Regions from separate parts of the Mus musculus genome. Here all the other regions are linked to region 5. A link is a loop called in an ENCODE intact Hi-C map of the cell type or tissue named here. Cell type or tissue: left cerebral cortex. All regions are shown on one strand. Each heading gives the region's core, and the rest is flanking DNA. Links, peaks and the distances in the headings are about the cores only.

Region 1 (4,322 bases), core at 204-4,203, 160 kb before region 5:
AACTTCTTATTGGAAATTTACAGACTGTTGAAATAAATGTTCTCTAACATCTCTTTGAATTAAAAAAAAAAAAAAGAATCTGGGGTGGGAGTGCTGCCACTGAGCCAATGAAGGCTTCAGAGAATTAAAACTTGTCCCAAAAGTGAAAACATTATGTTTAGGCCTCAGATTGGAGGACATTGTAGTAAATGAAATAGGGGAGAAAGGTGACCAGACACATTAAGATACCTTTTAAAAGGACATCCAGATGTGGTGATTAATAAATGCCTTTGATCCCAGCACTTGGGACAGAGAAGCAGGTAGATCTTTGTTTGAAGCCAGCCTGGTTTACAGAGAACCAGACAGGGTTACGTAGTACGATCCTTTCTCAAAATAATAATAATAATAATAATAATAATAATAATAATAATAATAATAATAATAATAATATAATGCAATAGGTGTGGGAAAGAAATGCAGGAGTAAAGGCAGAGACAGTATACTTCTGTTCAAAGGTGAAACTGCACATCTAGTAAGGCCTAGGCTCCCAGAGGTTTGTAACCAGGTGTTTTTACTGTGTGTCACTTAGTGGTTAGCATGTGCTGCATGACTAAGAGTGAAGAGCCATGAATCAAGACAGATCAGTTCTGATTGCTTTACAGGAACTTGAGCGATTTACAACTTTTATACTTAGAGCAAAACAACAAATATTAGGAATTTTGATTTCTCTTGTTTTGTTTAGGGAAAAAAAGTCTAACGCCTATGAAAAAGTATATAATTAGCTAGTTTTATTTGAATTAATGAGTCTTGGTCATGCACATTCTCAAACGTGACTTTAAAACAGAAGACAATGTACTGGAAGTATCTCTCCTGTAAAATTAAAAAAGTTGTCTCTACTAAAATTCTAATGGGAGAAATGCTGCTAATAATAAGCCATTCTCTTGGAGTATTCAAAGGGAAAATTGGATAATTTGTCCCCACTAAATGTTGCCAGCAGCTATTCTAAAAAATATTCCACATCCATAATCTTCCTAAAATGAATTTTTAATCAAAACATGAAAAGCATGTACTGAAAACAATCAGTTACTGAGAAGACAAGGGAGAGCACAGACACCATGCACAACTCTACCTGCAGCCATTCCCTGGTCCTGAGACGGGGCAAGCCAACCTAAGTGTGGTAAAGTCCATCAGAATTAGCAACACATCCCTGAGCCATGTGTTTTTCTCCAGCAAATATTCTGCATCTTTAAATTTCTGCATAATCTGTTCCGACAGTTGTGAAAGTATAACCTCATATGAGAATCCCAAGAGGCAGCCTTGGTAAAACCTTACTCTGCGTTCTGATTTTTATATACTTAACCATTAAAAATAATCAGGTCAACAACCATGAATAAATTTAACGTTACTCAAATAACGTTCTATTAAAACGATGCATTGTATATTACAGTACCTTAGTGTTTGTAAGATGCATCTGAAAAACACCATTCAGTCTTCAAACCACCCTTTGGTACAAGCAGGAAGCCCTTCCTTTCATTTAGAAATTGATAACCCAAGGCTCAGAGTGGTCAAATAGTCCATGCCCATTTAACTCTATATTAGCCAAGTAATGCTCATTTCTTATATTTCAACCTGCCCAAGTAATATTGGAGAATAGGGGGATAGCTGCTAATAAAACATATATATTCATGAATTCATTCATTCTGGAATCTAATAACTGCTTCGTCTGCAGTGGCTGTGCCCTGGGTTCTGCTCTCTCCATGGCAGGGAATGAGAGATAAGACAGACACGCCCCCTCCCTCCAGGAGATGGGCTTGTGGGCACACTTCCATCCCCAGGCATAATTAGGGCAAGTACATTTGAACAACTGGAGCTGCATTTATAGCACTTTCCTTGTATCTTTACCTACCTGTTGGTTACGCCTTACGAGGTTTTGCTCCACTGTATGTAGCTTGCTGCCGCTGAGCCTCCGTATTACTATTTTCCATTCTAAAAATTTGCCAGTACACAAATTTTTGGAATGATGAAGAGCTCTCCAGCAATTTTGCAGCATACCTTTCCCCTCTGATTAATAGTCAGTATTCCTGAGCTGACAGAAAATTCAAATGTTGCATTTGAAGAGAGCAGCTGTACTTTTTGGCACAGAGACACCAAATGTATTCCAGATATAGCTACATCACCATAGATATCCTAGTAAGGGAGGGTGCAAAAACTTTTTGGGAAAAAAAAAAACAACTTAAAAAAATCTATTCATGGTATTTATCCATTTGTCTCCTTTTGGACATTTTTTTTTCCTTCTTGAAAGTTTACCATCAGTGTGCATTAGTGGAAATAAATGATCTACTGAAGCTCCAAAAAAAAATAAAGGGGAGAAAATAAGGGAAGGCATATTTTGTGAGTAATAAAAAGCATAGCAGCTGACGTGAGGCAGTCAGCTCTTGGTGCAGCATCTGCAACCTGGCTTATAGAAGCAGCAGGATTTTTTTTTTTTCCTGTGGGACTTGTGCTATGTAGGGGAACATTTTAGCTAATATGCTGGACTTTGAAAACTAAAACAAATCTGACATTTTTTTTTCTTTCCCTAACATATGGTAGATTGATCTGTACCAACATGACTTCGAATTCTATTTTAGATGAACAGTTTTCACATTGCTTAAAATATGTAACTGGAAGCGTAATAGGAAAGTCTGGTTTGGAGGATGGAGTGGCGAATTCAGAGACAATGTGATCTGGAGAAGCCTTACATAAAACGAGGTTTGGCATAGACATTGAAAGGTGAAGATTTGAATATCAAGAGAAACGGGGACAAGGGGCAATGCTTGCATAGCATGCTTGAGGTCTTGGGGTCAATCCCCGAGCTGACCAAATGAAGACATTCAATGGGAGGAACAGAATCAAGTACATTTATATTTTTTTAAAGTAAGAATATAAAAAAAATGCCTGTCTCTCTCTCTCTTTCTCTCTCTCTCTCTCTCTCTCTCTCTCTCTCTCTGTGTGTGTGTGTGTGTGTGTGTGTATGTGTGTGTGTATGTGTTTGTGTGTGTGTGTGTGTATGTGTGTGTGTGTGTGTGTGTGTGTGTGTGTGTGTGTGTGTGTGTGTGTGTGTAGCAGATCAGGAAACTCTTTACAGCCAGTAAGGCTAAAGGAAAATGTTTCCCAGGAATAAAAGAATAGTTCAAATGGTTAGAAAGCATTTGTTTATGGGGAAGATTGAAAATCGGAAGGCTCCACATGCTTTGGCATAAGAGACAACCTATCTGTGGGCAGCCTCATGGGTAGAAAAAGACAAAAGTCAAGGATTTTTCCTGAAAAAAACAAAAAACAAAAAACAAAACAAAACAAATAAAACCACCAGACATCAGAGAAAAGTGGAGAGAAGGAGGGTTCCAACTATCTTGCATAGGCAGACAGAGGACAGAGTTGTTGTCTTAGCTGATTGGGCAGCTGGAAAGAAAGCTGTAGCTCAAGAAAGGCTCCCTGTTTCTATGCAACACATTGCATCTCTGTATAAAATAACCTTCCTGCCATATACTGTCTAAAGACATTCCTCCCTCTAGATTTCTGCGTCACTCGAGGACTAAACTAGGCAAAACAAGTAAAGCTGTTCACGGTCTCAAAGAAACACCACCGGCTCTGCAGTAAGGCTCACAGCAATGCCCCCAAAACCTGCTTCTCTTGTAACACATTCTCCGGGATTCTTCTGACCAGGACTTTTCCATGTGATATGGCTTATTACCTATTACAATGCCACAACATGCCTCGGGTCCAGCTGCACTGAGACTCCCGGTCCTGTTTGATTTTAGCCAATTAGATCTGTGGCTTATACCAATGAGCTGTTCTGGGTCATTTTGAAGACTTGGCTTCATAAATTCACTGCTGCGGCTTTTTATCTCCTTCAAGATACCATTAATTCAGAAGCCCAAAGCTGGCGCCTTGATTCCTTTCTGATTAACCCTATCAGAAAGAGAGCTGCGGCATTCACTCAGCCGGTAATAACAATTCCCCCCCTGCCATCTAAGAGCAAATGTAGCCTGAGACACAATAGAAAACGTTAATCCCAGAACCTCTGCATGGTGGTGTCAAAGAAACCCTTCTTGGGCTTTTCAAAGTATTTTTGTTTAACCAACAAAGGAAAAAGTGCAATAATTTATAGCTGTACATTTTAACCCACAAACAGGTTCTGATTTTTACATTATTTTCAATGCTAGCCCTGAAAGGGTCTTGATAATAATAATTCCTGGGATTCTAAACCCTGTTCACATCACCATCAATTCTGAGTGTTTCAGTTCAAGAAACAGGTAAATATAGTTGAATAGTGCTTGTGTATGTATACACATGCCTAGCGC
Region 2 (4,322 bases), core at 134-4,133, 380 kb before region 5:
GTATGAGATATAGACAAGCTTTTTCTCTTTAAAATAAAATGTAGACCTTCCTTACTTGTAGAAATAGATACATTCTGATCAAATTTCAGAGAATGCCATTCTCAACAAAATGGCAAGATTGACAAATTCAAAGAGCTTGCAATGTTTAGCAAGATCGAATGGTAACTTACGTGAAGTATGTGTACCATGGATTGCACAGGGTAAGCACTCAGCTCTTAGCTGCCATTATTATATTATGATTCCTCCATCCTTCCCACCATACCTATAGCTTTGCAGGGTCCACAGAGATTTCTCAATTGCAATATGGAGTTATTCTTTTCCTAGATGGCAACAAGGAAGCAGACATGAGCATCTTATCAAAGGCAAGGAAGACTCTTAAGTGAGACTATGACCACTAGCTTTTGTTTTTAGTCACAGAATATTTCTTCTATAAGTTATAAGACTCTTGAAGATTTTTACATTTGATTTGACACATGGCTATTAATATTTACGGGTTACAGTACAATACAAGCATGCTCTATGTAGTGATCACATCAGGATCATGACAAGTCTATCACTTCAAATATTTATGTCTTTGCAATTAAGTTCCTACAAACTATGTTTTTGGGTATTTGATATTTAAAATGAAGCATCATTAAAAACAGATAAATATATTATTCTGATATATACCATCCGTCACCTAGCTAATATCCATCATAAACAAAATCTGTGTGTTCACTTACCTTTTCTCCTTTCTCAGTGTCTGATCACCACTTTTCTACACTGCATCTTCTTACCAACTTACATAGCCTTCCACACCTGGTCAGAGCCACAGCATTCGTGACTTCTGGCCTCTTACTTGTCTCACTTAAGGTGACGTCTTCCACCTTGCACCCATGCTGCTGCAAAGGAAAGATTCCATTTGTTTTATGGCTCAGTAGTTTTGCATTGCAGTAGATGGAAGATCTTTTCCTTAAGTATTCACTAATTGATGAACATTTACATTGTTTCCATCTCATTGCTTTTGTGAATTCTGCTACAATAAATGCAGAGACGGAGCTATTTCTCTGGCATCCTGATTCCCTTCTCTATATAAATGCTCGGTGATGGGGACTTTTTTTTTTTTTATCAGCTAGCAGTTATGTTTTTAGCTGATTACCTTAAAGCTTTCCTAGTGTACATTCCCATCAGCAGTGTGAAGCAGTTGTTCACTCTTCAAAATGTTATGGACATTATTGTTGTTTGTTCTTTTTAATAACAGCCATTTGGATTAGGGTGAGATTGTATTTTATGGTGGTTTGATATGCATTCCTCTAAGTATTACAAGTAATAAGCACCTGTGATATCACACTTGGCATACCATTTGTTTATTTCTGATTTGTTTCCTAGATTTTCTTCATTTTATTACAAAATGTTCTGTCCATATTAATGTCTAGAGTATTTTACTCTGGAAACATGGTTAAAATACATACAATAATTAAAAACTCAAAAAATTAAAACTGCTGATTCTTCAGGTCACACACGTGTGCACATATGTGTTTGCTATATTTTTACATTCCCAGTGTATTCAAATATGTAGCTTATTTTGGTGCAATGATTTTAAAATATGGGAATTTATTAACGTGATAAAATTAAGATCTCAGAAAAGAATTTCTAAGTCCTTGTTGACTAAGAGATCCTCTGTTTGGTCCATTGTTTAGTTAAATATTTCAGAACAAATGTATCATAACTGAATAAAATTAATGGTTTCTGTGTTAAGGACCTTGCCATTTTCACATTGACTTGTCTACAGAGGGCAGCAAAGAGCTTCAGTTCAAAGACCAGCAGGTTGATTTAGCAGTTCTTAACTGCTGTTTCTACAACACTTTAAACACTGTGAGAAGTGTCAGTGTCAAGGTTCAGTTTGCTAACCTTGCATGGTCTTGTTTGCCACAGGAGGATCAGAGCAAGGGCCAGAGTCAGCTGCTTGCCTCAGATCACTAATGGTGAAATTCTTAAAGAGCTTGCAACAGAAAAAAAAAAAAAAAAAAAAAAAAAGGTGTTTCTGTTTAGAATAGATTCTCACAAAAATATTTCAAGTTTAATTATATTCAAATTCTCATGGATATGGACTACAGTATATTATACAATTGTATAAATTAATGGCCTTTAATAATGATAACCAATAACGTAGTTACAGAGCCTATAATGCTTTAAGGTAATGATTTGGGTGTTTCCCATTATTATAACTATCTCTAATTCTACATTTTTATTCATTACTTATGACATTAAAAAATTAATTAGACCACCAGCTCACCTGTATCTAGATTACCGATTCAGTGTTTCACGTTAGGTTTGTTCTCTGTGTTTACCTGGCATGAGATTTATTTCCAATGGTCTCCAAGGTCAAGATTTGTAGAAAAGAAGGTATGAGCCAATGCCACATCAGAAGGAAAGCTCTAATTGCTGTGCAGACCCAACCCCAAAAGGTGGCCTTTCAGGGTGCTCTCCTACATCAGCCTGCAAAGAGAAAGACTTTATTTTTTCCCATCTGAGTCTATCACTTGGTATGGGCTGTTTCAAGACCAGGTGAGACCCTGGGCAAGATTACAGTCTTTGCTAACACCCCAGTTCTTTAAAGGGATGTTGGACTGCAACTCCTTTGTGTCCATTACATTCATTTGTGATATAAAGTAGTCAGCACTCCTTATGCTGAAGCTGAAGGGATGATAACATTTGCAGTTATGTTGCAAGATTTGTTATCTTCTACAGGATTAACTTATTAATTCGTGTTTAATAGGAAGCTATTGTCTTAGCAGATTTGATAGCTCCTGCAAATTCTGGTTCTCAGTAGGTGAGGCAGGAGATGAATGAAAACACTAGAGATGAATTCTACCTCCTAGGTTTACATAAAGAAAAAACAGCCAAACACAAAAGAGACTTGAGTGGGGGATTGCTTAATTGTACTTAAATGAACAGTTTACAACACCTCCAGGCTTTCATTTTTCAGAGACCCAATTTAGATAAGGAAAACAAAGGAATGTGTGAATTTGAAGCCATCCTAATCTCCTCCTTTAGGAGAACCACAGTATGGCAGGATCAGAAGGGCAGCAGGGAGTTGAGATGGTTTCAAAGTAAATGGAGCTGTTGTGTTAGAGAAAGATTATTCACTTATTGAAAGGATGTGGACAAATGGAGAAATATAAAGACGAAAACTTAAATTAACCACACTCTCTGCCATGTCTAAGAAAAATCACTGTTTTCTGACTTTCTTCCAATCATCTTTCCCTACTTAAAAGTAGAAAGTCTTGATTTAGCTTATTTTGGTTTTAGACTGAGTTTTTTTTTCCTCTTCCATTAAAATGTATTCAAATGACAACATGCATTTACTGCAGGTTGCTCTACTTAAGAGCGTGCAGAGCATATAATTAGCATCATTATAAGAAATAATAAGAATAGCTGAACTAGGGTGCATATTTCAAACGATTCCTGTTTGGAGAAATTGTATAAAATGGAATAACTGGGTCAAAAAAATAACATTTTAGATCCTGGACACATTGCTGAACAAGAGAATCAAATGATACATATCAATTTACATCACCGCCAATAACATTTCTATCTCTATCATCATCTCTTACAAAATTTGATAAGAAAAAGATGACTTCATTGTTGTCTGTTGTTTTGTTGTGAATGTAAACACTTCAATCCAATTCCATGTCTCTGCTCTGCAAGGATTGATCTATAGTTATAGAATCAGTACATTTAAAATTGGTATGTAAGTCCTGTCTGTGCATTAAGGTTCTTGCCTCTCATGGTTGAGGATACTGTGTTGCACTGGCATATCCCTGTTTGCCAGGTTCCTTCATTCTTTAACAGTTTCTAAACTATAGACCTGAGTGGTGAGAATTCAAGTAAGCAATACCTGTTCTTTGTGATTAACCTTTCAAAACTTCAACTATACTTTCAAAGCTGGCATATGCATGCAAGTTTGCTAAAGTGATTTTTTTTTTTAATTTTTGAAACAGTTTACTGTGTCATCTTGTTCACCAGAAAGGTAGAATACAGTTAACTCATTACCTTAACCACATATAATTCACTGAAATTCAATGTTTTATTATAGCTTGTAGTAAAGAAGCATATCTATATTATAATCTAAAATACATATGACATACATAGACATTTATATATGTACCTTTACTTGATATGAAATAATACTACTATCATGGCTTTGGTTTCCCCCATAACTAAATGATAAGACTATTGCAAAAGACTACCACAAACTTTGGCTGCAGGACAAAAAAAAAATCAGTCTTGTATTTATGAGGAAGTAAGTGACCCATGTTGGCCATATTTTGTATGCAAGA
Region 3 (4,322 bases), core at 127-4,126, 800 kb after region 5:
TGAGGTCGGAGAACAGGAGGCTAGGTGGCATAAAGCTCTGAGTCCAGCCTGTTTATGGAAATACTCAGCCGTGGTATATGAAGGTGAATACACAGAGGTATCCTCTGGAGCTGACACTAAAGCACCACTGGGTTCAGTGGGGTAGAACACAAAAACTTTTCCTTTCTCCTTCAGTTAAGTATTTGATTGCCTATTAAAATCCCTTGAAAAAAATCTTTTTATAGTAAGACTTGCATTTGTAGATAAGCCCATCTTCTAGCTTATCATAAAGAGTGATTGGAGATAGGAAAGAGGAGAAGGACAAAGAATAAGGCTTCAGAGACGATCCCAGGCCAAGCCAAGGGCAGCTACCTCCATGTGTGAGTTAATCTTTCTCATGGTCTGACCAGAACTCTCCTGTTCAATACCTTACGTGGTTCTGAGGAACAAATGCTAAGTGCTCTGTTGGGAGATGGGGCCGGTCGCCTTTAGGCAGGATGGCCACTAAGGTCTGTGTCACTTGATTTAATCTTATTTGCATGTCAATAGGCTGGGACAATTTTCTCACTCAGTAAAATGGGTAAAGAAACCCAAATGTTACTCTAGGGTGCTCATTCAATAATTTTGGTCAAGCTACTTACCCTCTCCCTGTGTCTCAGAAGTGATTTCAGGCCAGCTCATTGCCTCGGCCATATGTGATATAATGGTGGGAGTACGAGCTATTAACATGCAAACTGTCATCACCATGGTCCTGGGCACTAACCCCCCCAGGTCTTTAGAATTCGTGTTTAACTGTTTCAGGCATATTTTCCTACACTGGCAAGTTGCTGCTTTCTATCAAATGCTAGTCTGATTTTTAACTGTAGCCCACAGTAGGGGTTTCCACTGAACACATCGACTAATTCCAGATTATTCCGAAGGTAACCAAGGATACTTGGTTTCCAAACTGAAAAGATTCATGGACATCAGTTTATGGAGAGAAGGAAGATAAGGCTGTACTCAGAGTGACCTATTCAGATCTCACAGCAAAGGACAAAGTGTGTGCAACTACTCTGATAGTTTAAAGGTGGCCAGAACTGTTGGGGAAGAGAGCAACTCCACTGTCCTCTTCCTGTCCTCGTCTAAGTCACCATCAGAAGAAGTACCATATACACATCTCAACTTTAAAACAAAGCAGGCTCCTGGTATTCATGAGCTGGGCGGACTCAAGATCACTAACCTTACCACCTACTAGTGGAAAAGAATCAACAGCCACCCAGAACTCAATATAAATGTGGCTTCTTTGTGTCCCACTCATATACTAATTCCTTAGAGAAAATAACATTCTGAGAATTATAAAACTTAAGATCTTTTCAAAGGTCATGAGACATTTTCCTCACAAATATCAAGGGTTCCTGTATTGAATTTCCCTGCTTGATTTTGCCTTGGGGTAAGAAAATTCCAGGGAAATGTTATTGCTGGTGGTCATAACTAACTCACTGAATCCAACACATCTGCCCCCTACTTGGTTTCCGGCCAGTGTTTTGTTTTATGTTATATATACTTTTTTGGAAAGTCAACATAGTTGCTTGGAAGGCAACAGAGTAAATCCTCAATGGCCTTAAAGCTAGGCTTTCTAGAATCAGTCCCGTTTATCTTAGTCTAGGAGCCATCCATGTTAAAACTACAAAAAAAAAAAAAAAAAAAAATCAAAGACAATGATTTTCTTTTCGGGCAAGAAAGCAATGATAGTTTTCAGATGAATCAATCCAAATCCCAAGGTTATTAGGCAATTGCTGAGAACTATGCTTTGAGCGACACCTAACGGCTGAGAAAATCACACACCCAACTCCTTTGAGGAGGACTCAGATCCATCCCAAGAATCGCAGAAGGCCTGCTAAAAACAGAGGAGCACCTGGTCTCTATACTGCTGGGACCTGCTGGGCTGGGTCGCTGGGCAACTTGTATTTCCACAGTGAGGTCTGAGAACCGGTGATTTATTGCCAAGTCAGTGGCCATGCTAGGCGTGACCCCAGAAATTAAGAGCAGACTGAGGCAAAGGGATTAGGCCCGAGCTGTGCCTTGAACTCTTGAGCGATGGCTGCCCGGGACGGGTGGGGGACGGAACCCCGGGGTGCGGCTGGCTGCCCTCTGGGCAGTTGAGGGATGTGGCGGGGCCCTTGAGAGCAGCCGCCTGGCTGCCAGCCCGGGTCCCCGGCATGGGGGTGGGGGAGTTAGCTGGAGCGCGGGGACGCGGCGCGCCCTAACGCCTGTGCTTCCTGTCCACAGACGAACCCCACGCCTGGAGTGCTGCCGCTGCCGCCGCCCCAGGCCTGCCGGAAGTAGGCGTCTCCCTCGAAGACATCCTCTCTCCATTCTCTCCATCACATCCAGCCCCACCCTCCGACCCTTCCCACCAGATAGGCCCAGACCCAACTTGGGATATCCAAAGGGAACACGACGTTAGGAAACCAAAGGAGCTTTCGGCCGGCGGCCAGAAGAAGCAGCGCCTGGGGGAGCAGAGGGAGCGCTCGGCGAGCCCGCAGCGCAGTGCGCGGCCCAGGCTGGAGGAGGTGCCCGGCGGCCAGGGGCGGCCCGAGGCCGGCAGGCCCGCCTCGGAGGCGGCCGACGGGAAGGAGGCGCTGCGCGGCCGGCGTGAGGGCCTCGGGGCCGCGGGCGCGCGGGAGGCCGAGGCCAAGGTGGGTGTGCGCTCGGGGGCCCGACCCGCAGCGCGGCCCACGGGGGGCGGCCCAGCGCGCAAGGCGACGATGGCGCCGGGGCCCTGGAAGGTGCCGGGCTCCGACAAGCTGCCGGGCGCCCTGCAGCCTGGCGCCTCGGCCGCGGGCAGATGAGCCCCAAGGCGAGGGGCCCCCGCCCGCCTCCACGCAGGCCGATCTTCCTGGGTTCCGTCTCACGGCGTTTTAATTTATTTCCACTGTCACACGCATAGATCTATACGAGGCGCCGAAGCCCGGGAGCGCCGGCGTGCGACGCGCGTAGGCGGCACGGCACGGTGTGCGCGCAGGCAGACCTAAACTGATCCTAAAGCCCCCGGTTCCATGGTGGGAGCTTTGGCAGCTACGGAAGAACCAAAATCACGCAAACATCACAGAGAGACAGTGCAGTGTAGCTTTAGATTCAAAAAGAGAAAAAGAAAAAAGTTCCCCCCACTGCATGAAGGATTTGGATGTCATCCAAACTTTATATCAAGAAACTGGACAAGTTCAGAGCAATCACAAACTGGAATATCGCCTTAAAAAAAAATCAAACTGCACGGAGCAAGCGGAAACTGAGACAAGATTATATCTTTTAATTGATCTAAAGTGTTGTAAATAAATCGTTCTTGACATATCTAGACAGGGGATAAAGGGTTTCTTTGAAACATCCAGAACTGTTCTCCCATGCTACGTTTCCATGGCTCCCCCTTCAGCATCCACCAACGGTATTAGCAGCAGCGTCCCCTGCCTACTGCAGGATGAGTTAGAAACCTAGTGAATTCATTGGTGTGATGCCTTTTTTACTGCCATTTCTGTGGTCAAGTCACATTTCTGTACATTTTCAGTAGTAGGGAAAAAAGGTTTTAAAAATTGTATCCTAGGGAGCAGTTTGCCGTAAGTCAGAATTTTGCAGGTTAGCTCGTAGATCCTAATTGGTTGCCTCTAAAATAATGAGTTTGATAATCAAAAGACCATAATCTGTTTAATCGAGATTGACAACGCTGCAGTTCCTTCCTGAAAAGGCTTCCTGTCATCCCAGGCACTCAGAGATACGTAGCTGCTCTGTTAGCAATCTTCTATTTTACCTATTTGATTGTCTTATTTTAAAGCTCTTCATTTGCACTTTGACAAAGTATTTGTCCTATATTTCTCAAATTAGAATCTCTAATATTGAAAGCATTATGATAACTAATTTATTTTCATTAAAGAACATAAGTCCTTTGGCATTCCTTTCTGCTTTCCTTATTTGATCTCCTTTTTGTTTCCACCTGTAGCTTTTCGCCTCCAATTTGCTAATGCTTTTTGTTACACTAACAATCTATAGATGCACCTTTATGTCCCCGGGTTACCATCGCAGGTCAGCGATTGTCCCTGCAGTAAAAACTGTCAAACGTTAACATTAGTCAGCTATCCATTGGTATTTATTGTAGCTGCACATATTTAAAGACAAAATGTCTGAAGGCATTTTGTCATGAATATGTTTTGTATAACTGAGGCTTCAACTCTTCAGATATTCTGCTCCTTACACAAGTACTTGTTGAGTAAGAGGGAAGCCGGGTCCATCACGCCAGGTCACATGTAACTGCTGTCTCAATGAGTCTTCCCACTCTCTGGACACTACCTAGTTTAATTTCCATCGTACATAAA
Region 4 (4,322 bases), core at 113-4,112, 350 kb before region 5:
TATATTTTTCTTAATGTAACAACAAAATTGAAAAAGATTTGGAAAGACAAACTCATCACGTGGATCAGTGTCCTTTACTAGAGGGTCCTCGGTGAAAACTGCATCATTCACTGGAACAATTTCATATTTACCTTCACACTACCCATATCCTGAGCTGACACAGACAGGATAGAAAGTCATGTGAAAAAATGTGGCTCATCGGAGCTGGGCTAAATTGCAGCTCTCATGAAGTTCTCTTTAGAAGTTGATTAGTTTAATAAAAACCTGGGCCCTACCCAAGAAAGTATCTATAAAAGCCCATGCCTAGGTTCATGTTATAATAGAAGTCATTCAGTCATCAAAGAGAAATTAATATTTCCATATGGTAATCATGTTAGGGGTTGAAATGTGCCATATAAAATCAGAAGATTATTTGATTTGTTGATAGACTCCAAAGCTGATACCAGTACCAGAAGCATACTTGCCAATGTCCCAGAATATAGTTAGTATGAGCTGAGGAGGCAGACATGACCATTTTTCCTTCCTTACACAGTTTCCAAAACACACAGCATGCAAATTACTCCATACATACAAATGCAACCTTGGAATAGCATTCTAGGAAGGAGCAAAGAGGACCTGGGTCTTGTCCCAATTCAGGAAACTCCTGGTTCCACTTTGCAGCTGGAAATTCTCTTCACCCTCTTCTGCTCTCCAGGGATGGGGGAAAGTCAAAGAGAGGCTTGAGGCATGAACACTCCAGTGGATGAAATGAGTTACTAATGAGTATATTAAAAAACAAGCATCAAGTCTGATAAACAAAATAAACCCAAGCAATGGATATAGATGAAATGCAAAATAAAATGCTTGGCAGAAAAGTATAGGGCAATATAGAATTAGAGGACAGCAATAGATAGGATCTCAACTTTAAGAGCATATATTTGGAAATTTCATTACTTAGAGACCAACTAATGCCACAGCAGGAGCGCCTCAGTGTGTACTTCAGAAAAGACATAGATTTCTTCACTATGGATATATTCAATTGCATGGGTTTACAATTCAGTTGACATCTTTAGCCGTAAGAATGGAAGATCTAGACTGTGGCCCCTCAAAATGTAAACAAAAATCGATATTCAAGTCCCTTCTACAGCTCATTATACCTCAGTGTGGGAACTAAAAGGGGGCAAAGGAAGAAGGGGGAGAGAGGATAGCCCACATCTGGCCATCTGGGCAGGTGAACTCGGGAGGGCTACCAAACACTTTCTACTCGGCCCCGGGTGGGCATCTAAGCCACTGACCTCACTCGATAGGGGGTGGACAAGGGGTAGCTCCTGAAACCAGGGGTCCTCAGTATGACACCCTATAGCCCCAGGGTTATGGGAGAGAGGGCTTAGGGAGAAAGGTTCCCACACAGGCAAGAGTATGCGCAGCAGGCCTTGACTGGAGCACAGGAAGGCCTTCCTTCCATGGGGAGATTAGAAATGGCTCATTAGAAGAAAGCCTATCCCATCATCCAAGTGCAGCAGGCTTTGATGAACAGAGACAGTCTATGGTTTTAGAGCTTTATTGTAGAAAGGCAGGGGGGAAGAGAAAAGGTGGAAAGAGAAAAAAGAGACTGGCCATGTCCAAGAGGAGAGAAGGGGAAGAGAGAAAGAGAAGGCTAGAGAGTAAGAGGGAGAGGGGGGCATAGAGTGAGAGGAGAGAGGGAAGGAGAGAGGAAAGTAAAGGGAGTAAGAGGAGTAAGAGCAAGAGGAGTGAGAGAGTGAGGAGGGGCCAAACAGCCCCTCTTAAAGTATGCTGCTATCTTTGCTGTTGCTAGGTAACTGGGGAGGAGTCTAGCCTGACGGTCAGAAGCTTGAGACATTGCCTAAGTGACTACTAACCATGCTTCTCCTGGGGGGGCGGGGGGGGTGCTGTGTGGGCGGTAACTTTGACAGGAGCCAGAGTTCCAGGAGCATGAGGGAACGCCTACTCTACCATGCCATGTAGGTGAATTATTGCCACTCTGAGGTTCAGACCTCAGGTGGACTGGAGACCAGACTGTCCGTGCATAGCCCAGTACCCCACACCTCAGCTCACCACTCACTGAAGCCCTTTCCTGTGTTCACTGGTGAGTGCTACTACAGAAAGTATGAAAACGTACATTCAGATCACCATGTGTGGGAGTTAGTGTTGGAAGGGCTACTGAGAGTTCACCTTCTGCAGGAAGTGTTGCTTTACAGCAAACCCAAGCAAGCCAACCTGCTCTTGCACCCTGAAAGCCTCAATCCGTTCTGTCACAGTGGCACTGGGGTTGGGAATTTTTATCATTTTTGGGTAACAGACAGGGAGCCAGTGCTTTGTAGCTAAGGCCAGTTGACTGGCACTTGATCCCAGCTCCTTTGAATTCAAGCTGTGAGATTCAGCTATGCACTGGACCAACCTCTACCTAGGCATGCCTGTGATCCACTCTGACCCCTTCCCCTAAAGTCCTCAAGTACTGGCCTGGCCTCTTTTGCTTTGTCCCTTGGTCCCTTGATTTTTAAGAGTCTAGGATGGGGCATATAAAATTTACTTTTTGCAGAGAGGCAGAGAGGTAATTAGATAAAGTAATGGAATGTAAAGAACGTGTGGGTTTTTTCTCTTCTTCTATCCTAGTATTCTTAGATTTGGTCTTTACATAATATCCCAGATTTCCTGGATGTATGATCCTTAATGCTGGAAAGGGTGAATAAAGTAAGAATGTTATGCATATTTGCTCTCTTTAGGCGAGAGGAAGCCTGGGAAGGCTCACCTGTAGGTTTGAAGTCAGTGCTAAAATGTCCATCTTAGCCCTGGGTGGACATCAAAAGTTTTACTGACATTTTCTGTCACGAACAGGCTGTGAGGTGCAGGAGCCTCTTCTATTACCTGCTCGGGTGGTGCAAGTGGATTGAAAGGAGGCACCATTTAGCTCCCAGGCTGAAGCACCCCAATATCCTCACCTGCAGAACTCTAACAGAATGACGGCCTTGATAGTTTTAAGAAAGCCACCAAGGGTATGGGAGGCTTGTGGGGATACAAAGTAAGCTGAAAATGAATTTGTGGGAATAAGTAAAATGTATTTAGTCAGAATTATTTTTTAAATGCCCCCCTTTCCCTGATGCTTTTAAACTATGGAATTCTGGGAAAGCTGAGGAGATAGGTTACCTTTGTTTTCTATGACCCACATGCTATTTGGGATGATTCTGTATGTCTTCATTTACAGATTTTTTCATCATAATACCAAAGAACAAGCTCTACTTTTCCAGACCAGCAGCTAGGAAAAAGCGATATGTAATCCAAACATGTTGTCCCATACAGTCAGTGGTTACCTGGGATTCTAAGCTGGAGATCTACTTATAAACCCTGCATTGTGCCACTGGATTGTCCCTTTGTTCATCTGAAGGAGACTCCTGCACTGGGTCCGAGGTTTAGCCAGATAAATACAGCAGAGTCTATTAGCACAGGAAAAACAAATTTTGCTCTACTCCATCAGGACAAAACATTTGCCCAGAATAACCAATGCTTCCCACTAGAAGGAAAAAGAAATTGCCCAGGAAGTTGTAACAGTCAAGGAGACAAGGGGGCCAGACCAAGGAACATTAAACCAAAATTAATCACATCATAGATGCACCTTCCAAACTATGAGACTCATAAATCAGCCCATGAGGTCTCAGCAGCAGGAAGGGACTGGCTAGGACGTGTGGGATGTGAGTGCCAGAGGCCAGAGCGATGCTAGCAGACTGTGGGATTGGAGTTCATTTGTTTCCCACTCTGTCAAGCGTCTGTTCTGATCTTGTACTTCCAAAGAATTACTCAACCTAGCAATACAGAGTGGGATTTTAAGTGCAAAGTCAAGACTTTTTTTCTCACCTAGTAAGCAAACACAAACGATTCACATCTCACACTATAAGGTGTGAAGAGGCACAAGTATAGTGTTTAGATCCTTTAAAGTAAAAGTCTCCAGTCAATGTCTCTTGTGATTCCCAATACAGCTAGGAATATTAAAGATGTGGGGCTGCTTTCCAAATGTATTAGTAACTTAAGTTCTTTCTCCTATTCTTAAACCCAAATTATCGAGGAAGGAAATCTTTGTCCTCTCATGCAACAGGGCCCTGCATGAGTGGAACACGTGTTTTGAGGAGCTGCCCCGAGCACACTGTACCCAAATGCCCTAATTACAAATCACATGTCTCTACTTTACAAGTACCACCCTGCCTAGAGAAAATGGATGTGTCAGACATAATGTACTTCTGATTCCCTAAAAATAAATTCAGAAATTAAAATCCCTGGAGATTTCAGCTCTGGAGTGGCAGGGATTCAGAAGCCAGATGCTCTGTAGGCTC
Region 5 (4,322 bases), core at 172-4,171:
ACACAAGTATAAACTAAAGGAGAGGAGAGAAATTGGTTCATATGCAGTGCAGTGTGGTCAGGAAGTTCTTGAAGAATAAAAGCAGATGAAAAAAAGCAAGGGGTGTCAGGTACAAGACAGTGGGTCTGGCACACCTGTAACAAAACCCTCATATAGTTAGCAACAGTAGGCAAGTTAGGAATGTTCTCCTGGTCTTACAGGAGGGGGAAATTGCACAGAGTATTGCCTATATGTTAATATTTGTGGTGAAAAATACACACATTTACTTCATATTGTTTTGAAAAGTCATCTCAGCCTTCCTAGAACAGCAAATTTAAATTTAAAAAGCAAGTCTCTCATTTAACTTACAAGGGATCATGAGTATGAAATTTGAACCTGTCTTCCTAAGTCAGTTTTCCTTAATACTGTGTAGTTTTCCTATTACTTTTAGTGTCCTGTGTTTCTTAAGTATAGAATTCAAAATGAGATCAGCATCTTTCAGGAACTAGTTGCTCCTTGGGAGATCTGCATTTCAGTGTGACATTCACAGCCCTTTTGACACTGCCTGATTCAGGTTCTGTGAGGCTTGCTTCTCAACAGCTTCTGGGACCTTTGTCTCTATTCTATAGCTCACTTGATCGTCTCAAGCTTTTCTCCCTGAACAATTGCATCTCTCACAAACTTTGGTTTGTCTGCCCTGCTGTCACCTTCTCTGAAGACCTTCACCACACCACCCCCATCCCCAAAACTGAATGTGGACATGTGAATGCAGCTGAAGCAGACTTGCCAATCTATTCTTTCTTTGTGACATAAGAGACTACAGTAATTGCAGCATCCTGTTCATTGAGAACAGGGTCTCCAAGCAAATACAGTTTGGAGGCAATAGGATAACATATTGGATTATATACACAATAGAATGAAGTTGGTTAAAAACAGAAGACAGAAGCCGGGCATGGTGGCACACGCCCTTAATCCCAGCACTCAGGAGACAAAGGCAGGCAGATTTCTGAGTTCGAGGCCAGCCTGGTCTACAGAGTGAGTTCCAGGACAGCCAGGGCTATACAGAGAAACCCTGTCTCAAAAAAAAACAAGAAAAGAAGAAGAAGAAGAAGAAGAAGAAGAAGAAGGAGGAGGAGGAGGAGGAGGAGGAGGAGGAGGAGGAGGAGGAGGAGGAGAGAAGGAGAAGGAGAAGGAGAAGGAGAAGGAGAAGGAGAAGGAGAAGGAGAAGGAGAAGGAGAAGGAGAAGGAGAAGGAGAAGGAGAAGGAGAAGGAGAAGGAGAAGAAGAAAAGAAGAAGAAGAAGAAGAAGAAGAAGAAGAAGAAGAAGAAGAAGAAGAAGAAGAAGAAGAAGAAAGAAGAAGAAGAAGAAGAAGAAGAAGAAGAAGAAGAAGAAGAAGAAGAAGAAGAAGAAGAAGAAGGAAGAAGAAGAAGAAGAAGAAGAAGAAGAAGAAGAAGAAGAAGAAGAAGAAGAAGAAGAAGAAGAAGAAGAAGAAGAAGAAGAAGAAGAAGAAAGAAGAAGAAGAAGAAGAAGAAAAGACTACAGAATGGAAAGATGATACAGTTCCTGAGAAGCGAAGACAAGGGTTTCGCTAGTGGCCAGGAGCCACCCAGACCCAGCCTGTGCTTTGAGGTGCTCAAGCACCTGCAGTCCAGCCACACCACCTTGCACAGGTCTCCATGTTTGCTTCCCTGCCAGCTTGCTGTGTCTGTCATCATGATGCCCTTTTCTCGGCTAGATAACTAATACACTCAACAGCTCAGGTCAATCTCACCCTTTTCTACTGCTCTTCCTATCACTAAGAAGAACTGTCTTCCTTTTCCGAATCCCCACAACGCCTTGTACTATAGACTGCTATTTCTATTTTATGTTAATGGTACCCATAGTTTAAGTATCTCAGATGGTTTGTGTTGGGCCCTTCTTGTGCTTAGCCTTGTGCCTAGTATAAAAGGATTTGTTCAATGAATAGTGTGTAAAAACGTGAGCAGACAAATGTCGACTTATTTCACCCTATGTCAGCAGTTTGGAAGTAGTAGGAGATGGTTTAGAACAATGGCTCTAGTTAGTGGCTATAATATTTTTATTAATGTGTTTTTATTTTAAGTTAGCACCTCATTGATAAGCTTAGATAGGCCTCTTTAAATATGACCCTCTGACTTTAATCAAATAACAAAAAGACTAGATAAATATCTTTTAAAATATCAAAGAACTTATACTTTGTTTTATGGTAACATTTGGGCTAAATCCCACATGCTGTGTAATAAAATATAGAAGGCCCATCTCTCTCTATCACTGGCAGCACCATGCATAATACATTCAAGGAAATTGCCTCTATCGCCAAAGAGGAATTTTTTTTAAGGCTAAGAATAAACAAAACAGAACAAAACAAAATACACTAAAGCCAAACTGTGAGTGAATTTGGAACTGAAACACCTAATGCTAAAGGGGAAGAATATAGAACCAGCCACTGTGGTTCTAAGAGACTGAGAGCTCAAATCCTTGCATGTTTCATCCTGCAAAATTTTAGGTCTTCCTAAATTTGTCTAAGCTGACTTACTTTTCTGCAGAGAGATATTTTTTACTGTCCAATGTTTGGATGCCAATTTTTGTAGCACAAACTGAAGTTAATTTTGTAGCCAGTTAGCATATAATTTATTTGAAAAAGCTCAAATTAGATATCTCCATGCAAGGTAACACTTTAAAAATACAAAGCGGTGGATAGTTGGTACTCATTTTCTGTCTGGCTTAGAAGGTGTTTATGGAAGGGACTGTGTGCTTTTCAGCTTGATGGCCCTATCATTCAGGCAATGTTCCCTTTCTTTGACTTCAGTCTTGAGGGAGCAAGAGGTGGTTGTATGAGAGAAATTTTTGTTTGTTTGTTTTTGTTTTTTTTATAGGCTGTAGAAGGCAATAGGATAGTTGCTCCCTCCCTGCATACTATATGGAATACCCTTATTATGTAGACACCCCTGTAGGAGAAGTTTTGATGCTAAGATCCTGTTCCCCATTTACTTCTTGATCTGTCAGTAAAGAAGCCATGGGCCAATTGCTGGGCAGAAGGAGTAGGCAGGACTTTTGGGTCTTGGGGCAAGAGAGGGATGATAGGGAGGAGAGACAGTTTGCCATGCTTCTGATGGAGAAAAGTTGAACAGCCCCGTGACCGCACAGGCCACTCCTACAGGCTGTTTATCAGGGGCTAGATGCCACTGAGCAACTAAAGTTTAGGGCAGGTGGAGTGTGTGGAGCTAAGAGTGTTGATAAAGGCACAATAGTAGAGGGAGTTTAATAATGCTCAGGAGTTATGCCAAGAAGGCAAAGTTGAAAATATACAACTGTGTGTCTGTGTCTTTTATCCATGGATTAAAGGGAAGCTGTGTTGGGGCTGCCAGTAGGGCCCATTCCTAGAGTTTAGGCGGGGTAGCAAAAGCTACATGCAACACACCTCTATACCAAAAGATGGCAAAGTGACAAAGACTATGCAACACATTTGTTTGATCACAATTTCATTGGATGAGGAAGCCTTTAGCTTAAAGGTCCAAAGCTCCAGTAGAATATGCCTACACTTAGAGTCAATAAAGCGTGGACAACCATGTAGAAAAGGGGATTGAGAAAACAAGGTTGGACCTAAATCTGAGTGTGGAACCCTCAAAGCCATCTGTTAGTGTGTCTGTGACCCCTCTCTTTAATGTGTCTTTTTTTGTTTGTTTGTTTGTTTTGTTTTTTTTTTGTTTTGTTTTGTTTTTTTCAAGACAGGGTTTCTCTGTATAGCCCTGGCTGTCCTGGAACTCACTCTGTACACCTGGCTGGCCTCGAACTCATAAATCCACCTGCCCCTGCCTCCCAAGTGCTGGGATTAAAGGCGTGCGCCACCACAGCCAGGCTTAATGTGTCTTCTTGTGGTTGTGAGATAAGACTCCTGAAATGAGTCAGACAGCAGAGCCAACAAGGGGAGCAGAGGGAGGTGATGTTAAGATTATCTAGGCTTGTGCATTGTTTTTTTTGAGAAATCAGGTATTGGTTTCTATGTCTTCTTTTGAAGACAAGAAATTCCAGTTCCTGCTGGCTTTCAGGCCAGGAGCAGGGTGGTACAAAGGAAGGTGTGAGAAAAAAGAAGAGATTTGGCTTCCAAGTCCATTTGCATTCTGAGGCCCATCACTGTATCACTGTCCCCACTGTCAGGATAAGGAGGGTTGCCTAACATTTTCTTCTCATGTTGGGCCATCAGGATCTTGAAATTAAGAATGCATAGGTAAGACTTGGAATATAGCTCAATAGCAGGGTATTTTCCTAACACATGTGATGCTGATTTGACCCTCAGTCCCTCAAAAGCACTTGTTTATTAAAAT
Region 6 (4,322 bases), core at 67-4,066, 320 kb after region 5:
CTTTGGCACCTTAAATAATGCAGTTTTCAATGACGGGCTTTGACACTGGAAACACATGTGGAAAATGCTAGCAGTGCAGCTGGTTTTCAAATCTGTGTAAGAGATGAAATTGTTTTAACCTGTAAACACACACACACACACACTGTGTTTCCTTTTTGTTTCTATTTCTGTATCTTGTTACGTTTAAGTAAATCATCATTAATCATGTCCAGCAAAAAAAGCTTCCCACAGCTAGAAGATAAAATACTTTGGGAATTTATTGTGAAGAAATAGAAGCCTTTTTTCTTAACTTGGCAACATCAGAGAACCACTTTCTCTTCTCGGCACGGCGTGTTACTTCCAGGCACAAAGCTTGACTGCATTTGCTTTATATGTTTTATAAAAATAATAGATACACTTCATATTTTTCCTTCCTACATGGTTTTCTGTACCTGCACAAGATTCATGGTTAAACTTCAGACAAGAAATAAGTATTTTAGGCAAAATCTTACAAAATGTATATCTCTAATAGGGAAAACAATAGTTATAATAAAATTTCTTTTGGAAAATGCTTGTTACATGCACGTAAAGAAATGTTATATGAATTCACATACTCATAAAGTAAGTCTTTTAATAAATCATATCATGAGGGAAAATATCCAAAATTAATTAGAGGTAATATATTTCCAACCAATTATATCTATTGAGCCTCTAATGGTCTCTTTTTGAATGAAAATACAGAAAGAAGAGAAAGTCTTTGGAAAAGGAGATAATCCTGAGTTGTTTTGCTTTGTTTTGGCTATGATATAGGAATAAATTCATATGACTTTAAATAACTCTAGTTTAGATTTTAGCAAAATGCAGTCAACAGTCTGTCTTACTTTTATTCTGAAACTACACAATGACTGCTTTTTAAACTTGAATGTCCACACACATTTCAATTATCTCCTGACTCAACCTGTTGACTTACAGAGAATGGGGAGAAACATTGAATTAGTAGCACTCATCAAATTTAAATTGTAAAAGAAAACCATCCAAGAATGCATAGAATATAAGAAACCTTGTTTTGGCCTAGCTAGTAATGTATGGAAAAGTCAGAATAAAGGTGAAAGAAATCGAACAGAAAGAGAAGGGAAAGAAAGCATGCATTAAAGATGACTTTGAAGTGAGTTGCTCCTAAGAATGGGGCTTGAATCCTGACGGGGGTGAAACAAGAAGTGTGAAAAATATGGGATGGGGGAGAAAGCACAGCATAAACTGTAGAAAAATTATTAAGTTCTGCTCCACTGAATACCTGTTTGTAGCATTTTCTGATTAACTTAATTTTTTTTTTTTTTTGACATTACATGGACTTAAACCTAAGGTCTTATGCTGACTCCACAAACACTTTACCATTGAGCTATATCTCCAATCATTATTTTAGTATAGTCTTTACTTTAAATCCGGAGACCTAATATTTGTATGCAAATTACACAAATATGAGTTCTTTAGAAAAATTATTTTAGGGGGAAGAAGTCAGATGTGAAGGATTGAAATGTAATTTGCCAGTGTCTTGAATCGGAAATTTAAGTTGACTTCAGGAAGAACACTTTTCTAGTGGCATTATTGGTGCCTGCTCACCCCGAGTGCTCTCTGTGCACATGCAGTTTAATATGGCAAATACCTGCTGAGCACAAGGCATTCAACACGTTCAGTGGATTTAGTGATTGCAACCTTCAAGTCGTATGAAAAGTTTCTTCTAAATGACTATCAGGAGATCAGACTAGATCCCTGATAACCACTAGTAGAGGAGAGAAACATGTTCCTATGAAAAAGAGACTGGGAAACAACACACATGTCTCCTTTCAGATAGTCAAACACATGAGTGTGGGACTGCTTGGCTCTGGGTTTACTCCAGTCCTTTCAGCTCCATGTGTGGGTTATGTAACCTTGGACAAGTTACCCAGGGCTTCTCAACCTCTGCTTCTGCATCTGTAAAGTGGATGCATGATGATTTTCAGCCACAAGGAACCAATCAGAAGTGAGAGGCAGGCTCTGCAGCTTTGCCTCCACGTGACTGCTGTGCTATAAGTAGCTTCTCCCGTTGAGATGAAGCACGTTTTGCGTGAGAAGATGAGATGTTATTATTTAACTTGATGCTTTGCCAACTTGGCAAAGGTTAAGGGCACAACATGTATGGGCACTCCTGATCCACTTGTAGGTCAATCTGTGCATATCCTCCAAGGTATTGGGATATGAATTTAAACTAGAATGACTCTCCAATTCTGGCTTATTATAGTCCTCTATCGTTTATTACAGTGCTTAATGTGTAGTTTAACATGAGCTTTTTGGGTAGATAGGACAAGCCATGCGTTCTGGATTTTCATCAAGGTTATTAAACATGACATCAACTAAACCTGAATAGCTATTGATTCTTTTCATGAGCATTTAGCTTCATCTATAGAAACATATAAATTGAGACATTACTATGTTTCAAAGCTCATGGAAATGCATGTACCATTTATTCACTAGAATAAGAACAGTCTCTGTGTAAATGGAACCTAAATAGGTCCATCTCTGTTAAAGCCTGGTATAAATAAGCCCATCGGGGAAAAGCACAGTATAAGATTATACTGCAGCAGCATTTCCTTTTAATGTCATTTTTGGTGACACACATCTTGGATAGATATAGAAAATTGATGTCAAGCACCTGAATCTGCCCTAGCTAGCAAAATGAAAAGACATTCCTTCCTTGAATTTAAGAAGAGATAGCATCCAGACTGGGGGGGTAGGGGGAACTCTCAACGATCCCATTTTGTGTGGTTTCCTGCCCACCATTAAATCCTATCCTCAAATGGAATTATTAAGGTTTAAAATACATAATTTGAGGGAAGTGGAAAAGCTATTTAGTGTGTTGTCTCCCAAAGGCATTAAAAATATCCCCTTTGTAAGGCATCTTGGAGGAGCATGCAAATTACAAGGCTGCTGAGCGCCACTATTGAGAAATACTGTGCTGGGTCTTCATGTGATGTTTAAGACAATTACTGGAGGTAACTACTACCCACATTTCTTTCAGAATCATTTCTGAAGAACAGCTAAAAATACTGTTAACTATAAGAGACTCAATCTGTCAAAATGTATTAAAGTGACACACTGCTAACGCTAGTTCAACCTAAAAATCCATATTCTGTAATGAAATGCTTTATATAAACTCAGCAAAGCTGGGAGCTCACAGCTCTTTCCTAAATTAGCCAGTGTTTGAGACCTAGGCTAGTGTGGTATAGAAATGCTAATTTGACTCCTGTGGTGGCATACTAATGGCCCCTTAATATTTATCCATAGATATATTTGCTTTTATGGATAGTCTAAAGAACTTGGAAATTACTTTTCTCCAAAAGAGATAAAGAATTTAGAAAAGCCAAGTGTGGATGAAAAGGGGGGACATTTCTGCCTCTTGCCTATCTCCTGATGTATTCCCCTACCTGGTACAAAATGGTCACTGGTAAACATGTACACCGCACCCACTGAACACACACCCAGGCACAGGCACAGGCACAGGCACATGTGTGTGCGAGCACACACACACACACAGGAACCTGTGATCTTCTCACTGAGGTTCGTGCTTCTCCTCTGTCATAAAACACTACCATGCCTCGTGCCTGTTTCCTGATCCCCACGTTCAGAATACTCACCTCAGTTAAGTGGAAAGTAATGGATTATGTTGATATCTGACTAGGACCAGATGAACATGTCCACAATAATTTCAACCCTCTTGAAACTTGATAATGTGGCAACACCAGGTGTACAGAGGTCAAATTGAGGGATGGGTAAAAGCTGGCATATTTGCTAGATGATTTATTTATTGGTCGACTTCACAGACATTACCTGATTAAGCCATTAGCGTCCCATCCAGTCCCTCTGCTGCTGACTGCTCATACAGCTGAGGAACGTTACAGGTAGGATTTTCTCCTTGCCTCACAGGAATGACTAAAGGAAAAGGGGATTTCCTCGGCCTCTGAATTTCATAACTCACGGATCTTAATGTTTGTGCTGGTTAGCGTTGAGGAGTTTTGTTATGTTTTTTGTAATTTTTTTTTTTTTTACTTTTTTTTTGTCACCTTGACACTACAGTCACTGGGAAAGGGGACCAACTTCAATTGGAGGGTTACCTCAATCAGAATGCCCTGTGGAATTACATACCTGTGGGCGTTTTCTTGATTAATGATTGACATGAGGACCTAGGGAGCTCAGAGCAGTGCAAAGGCTGGGCAGGTAGTCCTGGGTGTATAAGAAAGTAGGCTGAGAGAGCCATCAAAAACAAGCTAGTCAGCAGCGTTCTTGGTGGTCTCTGCTTCAGTTCCCAC
Region 7 (4,322 bases), core at 222-4,221, 150 kb before region 5:
AATAGATGCAAAAAAGACATGGCAAGGAACCCTGAGTGTCTCTGTGTCTCTGGAAGCCAGTACTGCAACACATTGATTTAACCAGGGGAAACTGATATGGCACTAGACTTGTTGTCCCCATAATTACAAGACAAGGACTTATCACTGTATTCAGTGCATTTGTAGTAATCTGCTACAATAACACTCAGAATTTAATCTAGCCTCTGTATAGTAAATTGAAGTGAAAATCATTGCAACAAGAATGAACTTATGATGCTATTTATCACAATTATATGTTAATACAAAAATATTTTGGTTTATGACTGTTTTTAAATGTTGAATCTTCTTTGTTTTACAAGCCCAGGTTTGTGTTATCTCATCTAAACTCATAATCATATTTTAAGATAAAATCAGTTCAATCCACTCAGCGTATATTTTAAGTTTTAAATTTAAGTTTAGCTACTGTAGTTCATTAAATTATGCATTTCTAAAATTGTTCATTAATATCCCATTGAAGAGTATTTTAATCTCTAGTAGAACTCTAGGGATGTTCTACTAGATAAAATAAGAAAATGATTAGCATTCACCAATTTGTGGATAATTCAATAATATCTGCTCACAAGTCAGATCAGAATGCTCATCTGGTCTGCACTTACTCTGACTTCAGCACAAGAGTGCAGCATGGGCAGAGGACTGCTCATTGTTACATCTGCTTAGAAGTAGTGACTATTTCCTTGGGGACATTTCTTATTGAAACTGTTTTTAGAGAGAGAGGAAAAAAAAAACAAAAACAAAACAAAACACTGTAAATGTAGCATCTGACTTGGACTCTACCAGACCAAGGCATCAATTTAATTTGGGACTTATCATTCAGCAAGTGTTAACTGAGATTTACTGAGCAAGCACTTACCTGAGCAAATTGATTCTGTCTCATTGACTTGATCATGTTTTAAATATCTGGGAACAACAAAAAACTTCAGATATATCTCTAGGCTAAGAATGTAGTTTCAGACGGTTAGTTACCTAAACAATGAAATATACTAATTAACTGGTGTCCAAATTAAAAGGAATACATCTTTAATACAAACCACCTTGTATTTTCAGTTAATAAAGGTATTATTTTTATTAACTAATGTTTGATAAAACTACAAAGACCCTCATGAATGTACATGCCAAGACATCCCATAATTAATATTTCAAAAGGAAACTTCATTGTCATAGTCCAGCTAACAGATTTTTCTTGCTATTGTGGTGATAGGCCACATCTGCCTTTGATAAATACATTGAAGTATAGTGGGGTTTTGCTGCTGTTGTTGATAATTGTTATTTTGGTAGAGTTTCAGGTAGCAGGTAGAATTTTAATTCTTCTTAATAATGTATGTCAGTAGAAGTAGCTATTGTATCTTACTTTCTAAAATGTAGAAATTATATTTAGTAAATATAATTCATTGAATTATAAATACTATATTACTATAATGCAAAAGTTTATAATATTATCTATAATAAATACTATATGATAGCAATACATAGAAGTAAATATGAAAGCCAGCAAAATAAATGAGACAGAGGAAGTAGCCATTTCATTAGTATCATTCAAATTCATATTTTAAATGTATAATTCCAGACCTTTTAAAATATCTTCACTAAGTATAATGGACAAATGTATAATTTCAAACTTTCCTATGATATTAACCTATTAGCCATTAGTGCATTATGGTTTATAGTCAGGATCTAACATGGGTGTAATATAGCCTTCCACATCATTGAAACACAGTGGAAAATTCACTTTGTGAAAATATGCTTTTGCCTTTCAGGACAAGAAATAATTTAGGAAAGGGAAAAAGGTGGGGGGGGGTTACAGGGAACTTTGGGGATAGCATTTGAAATGTAAATAAAGAAATATATATATATATAATAAAGTAGGTGTAAATAAGCTATCTAAATTTTGACATTGAAGTATAGTAAAGCTATAAGTTACAAGAACACAAATAAATACACCTAAAAACTAGGGGGGAAAAAGAAGTTTAATATTTGCCAGTGCCTAACAAATATAGAAGTGGATACTCACAGCCATCCATTGGACAGAGCACACAATCCCCAGCGAAGGAGCTAGAGAAAGGACCCAAGGAGCTGAAGGGGTTTGCAGCCCCCTAGGAAGAGCAACAGTATGAACTAACCAGTATCCCCAGAGCTCCTTGGAACTAAACCACCAACCAAAGAAAACACATGGTGTGACTCATGGCTCTAGCTGCATATGCAGCAGAGGATGGCCTAGTTGTCATCAATGGGAGGAGAGGCCCTTGGTCCTGAGAAGGTTTTATGCTCCAGTATAGGGGAATGCCAGAGCCAAGAAGCAGGAGTGGGTGGGTTGGTGAGAAGGTTATGGGGGAGGGGATGGGAGGGGGGTTGGAGGGGAAACTAAAAAAGAAAATAACGTTTAAAATGTAAATAAAGAAAATATCAAATTAAGAAAAGTTTAATATTGATAAATTATGCCAGGCTACCCAATAGTCATGCTTCTCAAATTATTGGAAGACCTTATACATTCACTCATATGTAGATAGACTGAGAAATCATTTCTTCCTAATGAATATTTTAGTCTATATTTCACCCTCATATCTAGACTGTACCTGATTGTAGGTTGCTATTAGGTTTAAAATTCAAGAATAGGAGAATCAAGGTGCAGAGAGATTGAATTTTCACTTTTGATTTTGCCTCTAACTTCCTAGGTGAATTTGAACTAGCCCTTATGATCACAACAATTTGTAAGTCATATTGGTTAATAATCAGAGTAGCCACTGATTTTTTTTTTTTTAATTTCTTAAAACAGGGTCTCATATATCAAGCTGAACTCAAACTCCCTGTGTTTGTGATCAAACTGAGGATGGCTCTGTGATCCTGATTCTATTGTCTCTCTTAAGTGTTGGGGTTACAGAAATGTACTACTATACTTGCTTTATGTGGGATCAAGATGGTGTGAATGATAAGCAGGAACTCTACTGACTGAACTATATTCCATCCCTATTGGTTTATTTTTGATGATGTATGAATAGATTAGAGTCTATCATCCCGATTTTATACAGCTAGATTCGGGAAATGACTGAAAAGTTGAATAAAGAATGCAGAACAGGACTAGAGGAGAGAAATGGGTGCAGAGTCTGTAGCAGAAGACAGACACTGTTTCTGATGTTATGCCGCCCTGCTTTAGCCTTCTTCATCATGCCAGTGCGCTGCTCATGTTATGTCATAGTGACCCTAAAGTCCCACATTGAGATCAATAAAGACATCCAAGTTATTTTGTAAAAAGCATTGTTAATAAGACAAACTTTAAAATAAGTTTGTGTTAGTAGTTCAACAAACATGAAATTAAGAGGGCAGTTGGTGGCTAAGGGCTGACTTTTCCTCAAATGCTACTCATGGTGTGTGGGTTTCCACCTTTTGCAAAAGGAACCTTCAACTGTAACCTTAACCCTAACCTTAACCCTTCAACCCTAACCCTAGCTTCAATCTTCTTGCACGAAACAAATGATTTTTCGTATCAGTTCAAATTACAAAATGCAATTACAACTTGGTCTCCATTTAAAATGTAAATACCATAGAAAAGGAAATTGCTGACTCATTGGTTAATCTACTTAGTTCTTTGTATATAGCCTCATTGAATAGACATTTCAAATTTGTACTTTGTGTCAGCCTTGGTTGACTTTGAAAATATGATGGAAAATTACTTATCTACAGAATCTGAAAGTGTTTATCACCTAGAAATTGATAGTAATGTGTTTTATTCCTAAGGACTGAGAGTGGTTGGAAATTAGTCTTGAAGAGAAGGTATTCAAAGAATACCACATTTCAATTACAAAGGAGAAATACTTCAAGAGGTCTATTGTACAAGATAGTGTCTAAAAGCTTTTTATTTCACTTGTGGAACATGGTCTAATTTTGTAGTTCATGTAGACCTAGAATTCACAATATATCCCAGGCTGGCCTTTAACTCTACCTCCTCATACACCCATCTCCTGAGTACTTTGATTGCAGGTGTGTACCGTTATTCTTGAAAAATTCTAAGAGAATAGATAATGTGCTCTAACTATAAAAGTGACAAGCACATGAACTAATCCATCAGTTAATTATCCAGATTTGTCATTCAACATACTTCAAAACAGCATTTATTTATATACAAATACATATAATTGTATGTTATTTTTAATTTTGTAATGAGACTTTCAGTTATTAGTCAATGGTATGTGCAGCTAGTTTTCAGTTTTAATCTTTTACAAATATTGAAGAAAAATGTGCATTGGCAATGGGATGTAATCTTAAAGATAACTAGAAGAGAAATAAAAGAA

The links. Hi-C counts contacts between places; a loop is a spot of excess contacts. Peaks named below come from ENCODE experiments on the same cell type or tissue, not always from the same donor. Only the 100,000 strongest peaks of a DNase experiment are listed, where the experiment ranks them.
Region 1: a loop joins it to region 5, with 13 times the contacts of the local background. A loop is called at or near these places in 6 of 42 quality-filtered maps.
Region 2: it touches region 5 in a loop (3-fold over the local background); 4 of 42 quality-filtered maps call a loop at or near these places.
Region 3: it touches region 5 in a loop (3-fold over the local background); 3 of 42 quality-filtered maps call a loop at or near these places.
Region 4: a loop joins it to region 5, with 2.1 times the contacts of the local background. A loop is called at or near these places in 3 of 42 quality-filtered maps.
Region 6: a loop joins it to region 5, with 2.1 times the contacts of the local background. A loop is called at or near these places in 2 of 42 quality-filtered maps.
Region 7: a loop joins it to region 5, with 2.1 times the contacts of the local background. A loop is called at or near these places in 6 of 42 quality-filtered maps.

Annotation. Positions count from the first base shown.
Region 1 is chr5:19,743,470-19,747,791 of GRCm38, forward strand. The region is part of intron 2 of Magi2 (membrane associated guanylate kinase, WW and PDZ domain containing 2); the gene reads left to right. It overlaps Gm52766 (a long non-coding RNA gene), which reads right to left and starts at 2,064. Exons shown (of 3, transcript XR_003955726.1): 1 at 1,886-2,064. In left cerebral cortex, for the core only: no CTCF peak of the experiment used is centred there; DNase peaks (open chromatin) are centred at 1,830, 2,083, 2,643 and 3,564; H3K4me3 peaks cover 1,154 bases; H3K27ac peaks cover 2,646 bases.
Region 2 is chr5:19,520,536-19,524,857 of GRCm38, forward strand. The region is part of intron 1 of Magi2 (membrane associated guanylate kinase, WW and PDZ domain containing 2); the gene reads left to right. Among named protein-coding and RNA genes, the nearest start is that of Gm25335, 7.2 kb to the left of the region's middle. In left cerebral cortex, for the core only: a CTCF peak has its summit at 1,768; a DNase peak (open chromatin) is centred at 1,799.
Region 3 is chr5:20,699,823-20,704,144 of GRCm38, forward strand. Magi2 (membrane associated guanylate kinase, WW and PDZ domain containing 2) reads left to right here. Exons shown (of 23, transcript NM_001170746.1): 23 at 2,248-4,322. The coding sequence ends at 2,304. Among named protein-coding and RNA genes, the nearest start is that of Gm52763, 20 kb to the left of the region's middle. In left cerebral cortex, for the core only: CTCF peaks have their summits at 1,787 and 3,431; DNase peaks (open chromatin) are centred at 1,819, 2,299, 2,983 and 3,366; H3K4me3 peaks cover 1,723 bases; H3K27ac peaks cover 3,050 bases.
Region 4 is chr5:19,549,430-19,553,751 of GRCm38, forward strand. The region is part of intron 1 of Magi2 (membrane associated guanylate kinase, WW and PDZ domain containing 2); the gene reads left to right. Among named protein-coding and RNA genes, the nearest start is that of Gm25335, 36 kb to the left of the region's middle. In left cerebral cortex, for the core only: no CTCF peak of the experiment used is centred there; DNase peaks (open chromatin) are centred at 2,212, 2,824 and 3,854; H3K27ac peaks cover 934 bases.
Region 5 is chr5:19,902,221-19,906,542 of GRCm38, forward strand. All of the region lies in intron 2 of Magi2 (membrane associated guanylate kinase, WW and PDZ domain containing 2), which reads left to right. Among named protein-coding and RNA genes, the nearest start is that of Gm52765, 140 kb to the left of the region's middle. In left cerebral cortex, for the core only: no CTCF peak of the experiment used is centred there; a DNase peak (open chromatin) is centred at 2,544.
Region 6 is chr5:20,222,467-20,226,788 of GRCm38, forward strand. The region is part of intron 5 of Magi2 (membrane associated guanylate kinase, WW and PDZ domain containing 2); the gene reads left to right. Among named protein-coding and RNA genes, the nearest start is that of Gm25761, 110 kb to the left of the region's middle. In left cerebral cortex, for the core only: no CTCF peak of the experiment used is centred there; DNase peaks (open chromatin) are centred at 1,983 and 3,073; H3K27ac peaks cover 2,073 bases.
Region 7 is chr5:19,753,978-19,758,299 of GRCm38, forward strand. The region is part of intron 2 of Magi2 (membrane associated guanylate kinase, WW and PDZ domain containing 2); the gene reads left to right. Among named protein-coding and RNA genes, the nearest start is that of Gm52766, 11 kb to the left of the region's middle. In left cerebral cortex, for the core only: no CTCF peak of the experiment used is centred there; a DNase peak (open chromatin) is centred at 2,216.